Regions from separate parts of the Homo sapiens genome. Here all the other regions are linked to region 1. Evidence: chromatin loops called from intact Hi-C (ENCODE). Cell type or tissue: PC-3. All regions are shown on one strand. Region 1 has its middle 50 kb from the start of LINC01728. Region 2 overlaps LOC101927200 (a long non-coding RNA gene). Region 3 overlaps TOX2 (TOX high mobility group box family member 2). Region 4 overlaps TOX2 (TOX high mobility group box family member 2).

Region 1 (2,500 bases):
TCCTATATCACTGACCTCTCCTTCTGAGTCTCTTTTTTTTTTTTTTTTTTTTTTGAGACAGAGTCTCACTCTGTCACCCAGGCTGGAGTGCAGTGGCATGATCTCAACTCACTGCAACCTCCGCCTCCTGGGCTCAAGCAATCCTCCCACCTCAGCTTCCTGAGTAGCTGGGACCACAGGCATGTGCCACCACACCTGGTTAGTTTTTTGTTTTGTTTTGTTTTGTTTTGTTTTTTGTCTCTTTTGCTCATTCATTCATACACCCACTCATTCATTCGGCGTATATCTATTGAGTTCTTATTACATGTCAGACATATTCCTTGGTGGTGGAGATACAAGTGTAAACAAAACAGACTACATTCCCTGCCCCTGTGGAATTTAATTCTAATTGGAGGCACAAGACAACAAACAAATTAGTTAAATACATATATAGTGAGTGATAAGCACCACGGAGAAAAACAAGGTAGGGGAAGAGAATCAGGAATGTGGGGCTGAAAAGGGAGTTGCACTTTTAAAATGGTCATCAGAAAAGCTCTTTGGGTAAAGACCTAAATTCGATGAGGAAACAAACCATGCCTATTTCTGGGATAGGGAAGGGTGTTCCAGGCAGAGGGAACAGCAAGTACAATGGCTCAGAAGCTTAAGAGAACATGTAGCAAAGGAAAATTGCATGGAGGTTATGGAGCATAAGTGGTGGGAGCCAGTGGTGAGAAATGAGTGTGGAGACTGTTAGGGCTTTATCAGGAAAAGCACTGGGCTTCAGGCTAATGAATGTGGGCTCCATGCAGAGGGTATTAGGAATCGAAGTTACCCCATCAGGTTCTGTGTGGGGAGGGCAGGTGCTGGGGCAGCCTGGAGCAGGAGCCTGGTGATGAGGCTGTGACAATTGTTGGATGAGGGACAGAGGATGACTAAGGAGGGTGGGAAGTAGGGGACCTGATGCCAGAAGGGGCGTGTTTGTTTCCTGTAGCTGCTATGACACATTACCATAAACATGATGGCTTAAAGCCACAGAAATTTATTCTCTCGCAGCTCTGGAGGCCAGAAGTCTGAAGTCATTATCACTAGGCTGAAATTAAAGAGTCAAGGGCACTGTGCTCCCTCTGGAGGCTCCAGGCCAGAATCCATTCCTTGCCTCCTCCAGCTTCTGGTGGCTGTGCCACTTTTTAACTTATAGCAGCATGACTCCAATTTCTACCTCGGTGTCACATTGCCATCTGTCTGTCTGTGTCAAATCTCCCTCTGCCTCTCTCTTATAAGGATTGTATGTAGGGCCCATAAATTAGCAGATAATTTTCCTATCTCAAAATCCTTATCACAGCCACAAAGACCATTTTGCCACATAAGCTAATATCAATATTTAGGGGCTGCAGGGATTAGTGCCTGGCACCTCATGGGGGCTGCTATTCAGCCTGCCACATGGATAAAAGGTATAGATTGCTCAGACACAGGATCTCCTGCCAGGCCTCACCCACATGGCCCCTGATGACCTCCACATCGCTAAGTCTCCTGGGCGATGCTCAGTCCTCATCTTACCTGACCCGGCACAGCTCAGCTCTCCTAGTTCTCCTCCAACCCTGCAACTACTCCTTCTCATTGCCTCTGTTCATCCCTCCTCTTCTCCCCAAGGCCCTGGGGGCCAGCCCTTGGTGACCATATCTACCCACATGCCAGCCACTCTAGCCTAGACCTCTGTCCCCATCTGGAAGCCCATAAACCTGACTCTCTCAACAGCTCCACTGGGATGTCTAGGAGGGCTTTCCACATCACAGCTCCAAAGCGGGACTCCTGATCTTTCCCCAAACCTGCCCCACCTGCAGACTCCCCCTTCTCAATTGTCAACCTGTCCAACCCATCAGGAGGCCTTGGCAGCTCGGTCTTCACAACACACTCAAATCTGACCCCTTCTCCCCGGTCCCAGCCACCCTCTCCTCTCTTACCTGAATTTGGCTGCAGCCACCTCACTGGCCTCCCTGCCTCCCCTCTCCAAGTGAGCCTTTTTGAAGGTAAATCAGATGGCATCATTTCACCCAGGGTCAAAGCCAGGCCTTGCATTGTTCTACAAGGCCCCGCATGATCTGCCCGCTCCCTGTCTTCTCTCTGACCTCATCTCCTGCTAAGATCTCTCTCCTCTTCCTACTCCTTCCTCTTCACCCACACTCTGCTATTCCTTGAGCTTGCAAGCGCCATTTCTTCCTCAGGACCTTTGCACTGGCTGTTCCCCTTCTTTGGAATGCTCTTCCCTTCAATACCCCCATGACTCATTCTCTTGATCCTTTAAAATCTTGCTCAAGGGTCAGCTTCTCAATAAGGCACACTCCGACTACCCCAATAAATATTGCAACCTCCTCCAAGATTCCCAGTTCCTCACCCTGCTCCACATCCTCCAAGGCAGTCCCCGGGGCACATCATTTGCTTATTCATGTTTCCTCTTGAGTCAGCCCCTGAGAGATGGAACGTAGGAATGTTTGTTGATTTTGTCCACTGGTTCCTCCTTTGA
Region 2 (2,500 bases), 93 kb after region 1:
TCATGCAGCTATATGGGCAATGGAACTTCCCTGCCTCCAGTTCCTGGCCAGGAAGTGGGGGCTGGGTGGAGAAATCTGGAAGCTGCCTGCTTACCTACCAGGTCTCCACTCTGTTTTGCTATGAAGCCTCTAAGCCTTGATACCTGTTAATGGATGTATTTGTTGTGAGAAATAAATGAGATGGTGGGGTCAGTTTCCAAAGTTAACGACAGTTTGAATCAAACAGGCTTGGGCACACATGCCACCTCTGCCCCTTGCTCCCTGTGTGGCCTTGGGAAAATTACTTAGACCCTCTGCCCCTCAGAGGTGGGAATAATGTGAGAAGGAAATGAGTGCCTGCACTTGGCCCTCAGAAAGCCCCAATCCACGTTCAGCCCTGATACCAGCTTCACGAATGTTCCCTTGTAAGTCCCAGAGACAGGACTTCCTGAAGGGTCCAGGTGCCTTCAGGCCCCCTTGGGTCTGTGAGTACTGGACCACATGCATCCCCAGATTAGACCTCAAGGACTTGGAATCCCCACATCGGGCCACAGTGGATTTATGCATCTCCAGACAGGACCAAGGGACTCACGCATCCCCAGATTAAACCACTGACCCACAGGGCAAGGAACTAGGGTGGTTTGTTCTCAGTGGAGTCTGGAGAAGGAGATTTCGAGTCGCTAGACTTCATTGGTGGGGGCAGCAAATGGGGAGTGAAATAAACCAACACTCTTGGGGAACTCTAAAATGCTCAAAAGGAAACTAAAACCCAGGAGCTGAAGGTAACATCCAAAGTCACACCACCAGCAAAGGCCATAGAACAACAAAACTAGAGAAGTTCTTGGAGAGCATCTGGTCTAGCCCTTCATTTTCCAGATGAGGAAACTAAGGCCCAAAGAAAGGAGGAAGTTAACCTAAGCCACATGGTCCACTTGTGGCAAAGCCATCCCTCAGACTCAGATCCCAGATTTGAGGTCTGGCGTCCCCTCAATTCCCCAACACCAGCACCCACGTTGCACACCCTTCACCATCTAGCAGAGATCTCCCCAGGGCTGCCATGAGCTGCCCCATGACACTCCAAGGAGCTGGTACGAAACATTTTGTTTTGCACCTTGCCTGTGGTGACAGCTGCGTTAAACCGAATGTTCACAGTCATTATGCTCAGAAACTGAGCAAGAGTTCCATCTATTGGGGTTTCAGAATGAATCAGATTTCCAAACTCTCCTCTCTCCACCTCAGCGCATGTCTGTATATGGTAACCTTTCAAAAGTGAGTCTAATAATTAGTCATCTTGGCCTAGTTCAAGACAACAGTATGTTCTCCAATTTCACTTTGTTTTCAACAAGACAGCGATGCCAACGGTAATGTTCACTGTGGTTAAACACACTTCTCAGCTGGTCCCTGCAGGTGGCCAAGACAGCTCTGGTCCCCGCAGTTGCCCAGTGCTTCCCCACAGCTCTCTAACCAGGCTGTACCCTCTGCCCAGATCCACCCCCACCCCCAATATTGACACCAACTGTGTACCAGGCACTACATTAGATGCTTTGGGCTCATCATTACATGTTATCCTCTTTGCAAGATAGATGGTTCTCTTGTTGCCCCATTTGAAGATGGGAAATTTGAGAACCTGAGGGTACTGGTCCTTGTCTACTGCCCACACCCCAGGTCTAGCCAGTCCCTCTCTTCCTTCCTGCTCCAACCACACTCTTCTGCCAAGGCAGTGAGCTCATTTCCACCTCAGGGCCTTTGCACATGAGTTTCCTCTGTCTGAAACACTCTTCCCTCTGACTCCACCTGGTTCACTCCTTCTCACCCTCAGATCTCAATTCAAGCATAATTTCCTAAGGGAAGAATCCTTCACATCCTCAGGTTCCTAGAGCTCTTTTCATCCACACAGCACCCTATGAATCCCTCCTCCTTCAAGGCAGCTCCTATAAATTGTAATTTTATTTTAAATTTTTTGTAAAGATGGGGTCTTGCTATATCGCCCAGGCTGGTCTTGAACTCCTGGCCTCAAGCAACCCTCCCACCTTGGCCTCCCAAAGTGTTGCAATTACAAGTGTGAGCCACTGCGCTCAGCCTAACATGTAATTTTATATTTGAGGGATTATTTGCTGCTATCTGGCTCCTCCACACAGGCATGAATTCTAGGAGGGCAGGGACGCTGTCTGTGTTGCTCACCACTATATCTCCACACACAGAAGGGACACATGGTAAGGGTTTAGTTATCATATATTTATGGATGATGGATGGATGGGTGGTCAAATGGAGGGTGCGTAGATGCAAAATGCTTAACGAAGAATTTGCCACCCATCCAAGTAAGAGGTGGGCCCAAATGCAAGCCCAGGCTTCCGACCGGCAATCCCTCTCGGTGTGTGTGATAATCCTCCGCACACACACACACATCACCCCCAAACTCTGACCCTGGGAGACAGTGCCCACCTCCCTGGAGCAGTGTTCTCAAAACTCCCCTGACCAGCACCCCACTGTCCAAACCCCCTAGCTCCCACGCCACACACCT
Region 3 (2,500 bases), 110 kb before region 1:
AAAGATAGAACCTTACTCTCACCCAGGCTGGAGTGCAGTGGCATGATCTCAGCTCACTGCAACCTCGGCCTCCTGGGTTCAAGCGATTCTCCTGCCTCAGCCTCCTGAGTAGCTGGAATTACAGGCATGCGCCACCATGCCCAACTAATTTTTGTATCTTTAGTAGAGATGGGGTTTCATCATGTTGGCCAGGCTGGTCTCGAACTCCTGACCTCAGGTGATCCACCCACCTCAGCCTCCCAAAGTGCTAGGACTGATTACAGGCCTGAGCCACTGCACCTGGTGGACACACAGTCTTTGTCCCGGAGCTCATGGTCTAGGGAAGGGGACAGGACCAGGAATCAGAATATGGGTGGGTGATAAGTAGATGGGAAGCCAGGTTCGTGGGGCCTAGACAAGGGCCTTGTAAAAAGACTTCACGGAAGAGGTGGCTTCTAAGCAGATCTACCCGCAGCATGCACACAACTAGCCAGGCGAGGGCAGAGGCCAGTGGGAACAGCATTTGCCAAAGCCTGGGAGCTGGAGGGAAGGGCCCATTCATGGAATAGTAAGGCGGTGCAAGATAAGACAGAAAGGCAAGCAGGGCCTTATCACAAGGGAGCTTCAAGGGCCACACTGGGGAGATGAGACTGAAACCCGGAATGTGGGCTGCACTTCAGAAACTGGCCTCTGGCTTCTGGGTGGAGAATGGGTTGTAGATGCTAACTAAGATGGGGAAACGGGAGTCTGAGCAGGGCTTGGGCAGGGAAGAAACACTGGCTAACACAATAATAAGTAAAACAGCGTGGCAGTGATTCAAAACTAGAAATTTATACTGATGGCTAGAATGAGAAGCAGGTTTGGAGCCAGAATAAAACCATGACAGCCCCAGCATGTTATGCAGAATACGGCCTTGAGAGTCTCAGAGATGAGTGAAAAGTGCCAAGGGCAAGGGATCACCCAGGAGTCAGAAAGGGGGTGACTCATGCAATTTGCAAACCCTAATTTCCTCTCCTTGGTCACACACTTCCTTCTGATTTCTTTCTTCTGATGATTCATTAAAAAAAAATTCTCCTTTTAAATTCACATCAGAAATGTCTGAGTACCTCGGCTCACCCTGCCCTAAGCTTTAACCCCTGCCCCTGAACCAGCAAAACCCAACATAACCCCAGGTGGCTAAGAAGACACTGGCTGCCAAGAAACCAGAAGCCAGCCAAGGGGAAACAACGGGTTTCAGGCTCTGCGATGGCTGCCAGAGGCCCCCATGGGCCCTCCTGTGACCCAGGAGGGTTTTCAGCAGCTACTCACATGCACAGATCCACAGCTCTCAGCCAGAACTCGTGCAGTTTCAGAATTTGTTTGAATTTCAGAAAAGTAATGAAGTGCAAATTCTGCAAATTATGCCATAGCTTCAGTGGAGCCTCAGGCAACACCTGCAATGGAACACATTCATATTTCTGCAGTGGAACATATGAATATTCACACAAGTGGGGTGAGTAAAGATTACAAAGAGCCTCGCGTCAGCTCAGGTCAGATTTTGGGGGCCAAATGAGTTTGCAGCATATTGACAAAACAACTTCTCGTCGCAGGGCTTTTTGGATTGTAGATAAGGCAGTTTCAAGCGAATCAAGCACCAGGAGTCACGTGCTAGAAGGCTGTCCCTCTGTATGCCCATTTTACATAGGAAGAAACTGAGGCTTGGAAAGTTAAAGGGAATTGTGCAAGGTCTCATAGCTATTAAGTGGCTGAGCTGGGATCCAAACCCAGGTCTGACGTCTCTCCCCACACCCTCGTGGATCCTCCCAGAGGCTGAAATGGCAGGCAGAGCATTTAATGTGACAGAGAATGTAGACAGCACAGGGAGTGGGTCAAGGCCAGGTGCAATAGGAATGGGGCTGCCCAGGTGCCCAGAGAAATCACTGGCACTCCTCCTCAGCTGGCCCCTGCCTGGTGTCTGTCCTCCAAGGCAGGTCCAGGAGCCTCCAGCCACCCTCAAAGGTCCAGAGCTCCCTCTGCACACAGGACCCATCCTTCATCTTTCCGCAGAGGTTTGTTCGCTGAGTGCCCCCTTCATACCAGCTCCTGGGGGCTGGGACACAACGAGAAGCAAGGTAGACACAGTCCCAGCCCCTGCAGGCCTCAGAGTCCACTGCAGGAGGCAGGCAACAAACAAGCAAACACACAAAGGTGGTCACACGTTGCATTGTGCTAAGTGCTGTGCAGCAAACACAGGAAGTGTGGAGACAGGGTCTCTCTGTAGAGGCAGCAATTAAACTGAGGGAGCCCAGAAGAGAGAGAAGGAGGCTGTCAGGCAACAAGTAGTGGGTGGGAGCATTTAAGGCAGAGGGAGCAGCAATGCAAAGTCCCTGAGGTCCACAAGTAGAAGCTCTCGCATGCAGGGGGAATAACAGGCAGGACACAGTAGGCAGAGGGGCGAGGCAAGGACGTGATTTGGGGTCCTAGGGCCACCATAAGGCACTTGGATTTCATCCCAGATGGGAAGCCCTTGGAGAGTTCTTGC
Region 4 (2,500 bases), 210 kb before region 1:
TATTTTCTCACTACCTCTCTTGGTTATTAGTGTATTAATAGTAAAATAGGAATATAAGTCACATTTCTAAATGTGATTTCAAAAACTGACACAAGCTAACATCCAGCCTTATGCTTAATAGTGAAACATGAGAGGTAATGCAAAGTAAGAAGACCACTATCCCCGCCATTGCTGAACATCTCTTTTTTAGAAGTCCTAGTCAACATAACTGGGAAAAGAAAACAGAATTAGAAATCTGAGAAGTGAGGAGACAAAATAAGGAGATATGGCTGGATATAGTGGCTCATGCCTCTAATCCCAGCACTTTGGGAGGCCAAGGTGGGATGATCATTTGAGGCTAAGAGTTTGTCAGCCTGAGCAACACAGCAAGACCCTGTCTCTACAAAATACCAAAAAAAAGAAAAAATTTTGTGGGGCATGGTGATGCATGGCACGCCTGTAGTCCAGCTACTTGGGAAGCTGAGCTGGGAAAATTGCTTGAGCCCAGGAGTTCAAGGCTGCAGTGAGCTATGATCATGCCACTGACCTCTAGCCTGGGTGACAGAGTGACACCCTGTCTCTTAAAAAACAAATAACAAAGGAGACAAAATTATCATTTGTAAAAGATACATATGTATAAATATGTGTATAATTATAGACACTTTTTTTAAACCTAGAAGACTCAGGAATTAAAAATGATCAGAAATGATAAAATAAATAGTAAGCTTGGCAGTTACAAATTAAATTCCTAACTTTTTATACTCAACAATTTGCTAGGAAAATGGGGAGAAACAAGCCATTTATAACGCATTAAGTAAAAGAACGCATTAAGTAAAAGGAGAGAAATGCCCATTATCGGATGGAAATAAATATATGCCAAGTTCTTGGGTTAGAAATAAAACGTCAGACAGGTAAGCAGAAATGAAACCGACACAGGGGCTGGGACTCTCAACCACCTTTGCTTGCCTCTGGGCTGCGCTGAATGAGGTCAGAGAAAGCATCGGTGGAGGGAGTGCCCGGGGACATAGGACTTGAGACCACTGTCTCCCCAGACTGTATAAAACGGCAAGGAAATCCCCCCACCAAACAAAAACAACCTGAAGTCTTTTGAAAGGGAATTGGTTGCCAACGAAACACACAAGTGAAAATGACAGACGTCCCTATAGCAAAAGCCACAGTGCCCTGCCAATATCCCCCAGTCCTTACCCCTGTCCTACAAACATGCTCTACTTCCAGCTGCCACCGGCTATATTCCTTTGCCTGAGGGTCCCTCTGGTGGCAGGAGCCTGGCATGTGTAGCAGGCCAGGGGTGCTGCAGAAGTAATGTCCCCTGGAGCAGCTCTGAAGGAATGCTGGTGTCCACCCCAGCACCCTTGCCCCTCAGACAGGATGACCCTGAGGCCTGGCACGTTCTAAGCAGGCTCCTGAGTTCCCAGCGGGATTGTGCTCCAGTTGCCCATGGTGGATTCTCCTGGGACAATGTGCCCTTTCCTGGCTGCCCTCCTTTCCCTGTCTCATTTCCCCACTCCCCTACCAGAGGTGGGGATCATCTCCCAAATAAACTCTCTGCATTATAACATATTCCAAAATTACCTAAAATTTTAGAATACGGTAAAGATGATGTTTCAAATAAGTCAGTAATTCATCTCTCTGCCCCAAGCCTGCTACTTTCCCCATATTTCCCATCCAGTGACTGGCATCTCCATTTACTCAGAATGGAAGCCAGATGCAAGGAGGCTCCCAGGACATGCTCTGTGTCCCCTACCCTAAACCATTCTGGAAGATGCTCCAGACCCTACCTTCCCCCACCTGGATCACTGTGCACCCTCCACATCCACTCTTACCTGCCTTATGCTGCCGTTCCAGTCTCTCCTCTACATAAAACTCTTCACTGGTTTTCTCTCCTCTTAGAACAGGGCCTGACTACTTCCAAGGTCTGCAAAGCCCAGCGTGGTCTGGCCCCTGCCCTCCTTTCCAGCTCCGTCTCTGCCATGGGTACTCTTATTGTCTCCTCTCTGGCCATCCTGGTCTCCTTTCAGTCCCCTGTGCTTTTCCAGCCTCCTTCCTTACCAGGCCTCCCTGTCTGGAACACTTCCCCTCCTCCAAAGAGAACTCACACTTCAGGTCTCACCTGGTGACCTGACCCCTGGGACAATGTCCGTCCCTGCTCTTTCCACTCTCATGAACTATGTACCCTCCTGGTACACGGCACAATCACAATTGTAATTTTACATTTACTCATCTGCTTATTTGATTCATGTCTCTCATGCCAACAGCCCAGTTGAGCCTCCTGCTTCTACAGATGTGAGTTCAAATCCTGACTCTACCTTGATTCACGCTGGTGACCCTGGGTGAGTCACTTTACCTCTTGGTGTCTCTACCAAACAGGAAAGCAATGGCTACTCCACAGGGTGTTGTAAGGATTCAGTGACATACCGGGGGGAAAGCCCAGCCCAGATGTGAGCTCAGAGAAGGAGTAGCCAGCACCCCTGTTTTAATAGACATGAAAACCGAGGCTCAG

The links. A loop is a pair of places that touch in the nucleus more often than their neighbours do. Peaks named below come from ENCODE experiments on the same cell type or tissue, not always from the same donor. Only the 100,000 strongest peaks of a DNase experiment are listed, where the experiment ranks them.
Region 2: a loop joins it to region 1, with 5 times the contacts of the local background. A loop is called at or near these places in 32 of 110 quality-filtered maps.
Region 3: a loop joins it to region 1, with 11 times the contacts of the local background. A loop is called at or near these places in 8 of 110 quality-filtered maps.
Region 4: it touches region 1 in a loop (11-fold over the local background); 2 of 110 quality-filtered maps call a loop at or near these places.

Annotation. Positions count from the first base shown.
Region 1 is chr20:43,843,533-43,846,032 of GRCh38, reverse strand. No RefSeq gene overlaps it. Among named protein-coding and RNA genes, the nearest start is that of LINC01728, 50 kb to the left of the region's middle. In PC-3, a CTCF peak has its summit at 1,157; DNase peaks (open chromatin) are centred at 1,012 and 2,432; H3K4me3 peaks cover 570 bases; H3K27ac peaks cover 2,417 bases.
Region 2 is chr20:43,750,156-43,752,655 of GRCh38, reverse strand. All of the region lies in intron 1 of LOC101927200 (a long non-coding RNA gene), which reads right to left. Among named protein-coding and RNA genes, the nearest start is that of GTSF1L, 24 kb to the right of the region's middle. RefSeq lists enhancers at 154-233, 734-803, 994-1,193. In PC-3, a CTCF peak has its summit at 1,159; a DNase peak (open chromatin) is centred at 1,265; H3K27ac peaks cover 1,581 bases.
Region 3 is chr20:43,954,060-43,956,559 of GRCh38, reverse strand. The region is part of intron 1 of TOX2 (TOX high mobility group box family member 2); the gene reads right to left. Among named protein-coding and RNA genes, the nearest start is that of TOX2, 40 kb to the right of the region's middle. RefSeq lists enhancers at 1-588, 1,061-1,110, 722-1,921. In PC-3, no CTCF peak of the experiment used is centred here; a DNase peak (open chromatin) is centred at 969; H3K27ac peaks cover 1,600 bases.
Region 4 is chr20:44,054,988-44,057,487 of GRCh38, reverse strand. All of the region lies in intron 5 of TOX2 (TOX high mobility group box family member 2), which reads right to left. Among named protein-coding and RNA genes, the nearest start is that of JPH2, 130 kb to the left of the region's middle. RefSeq lists a silencer at 1,212-1,321. In PC-3, CTCF peaks have their summits at 1,055 and 1,255 (motif pointing left); a DNase peak (open chromatin) is centred at 1,247.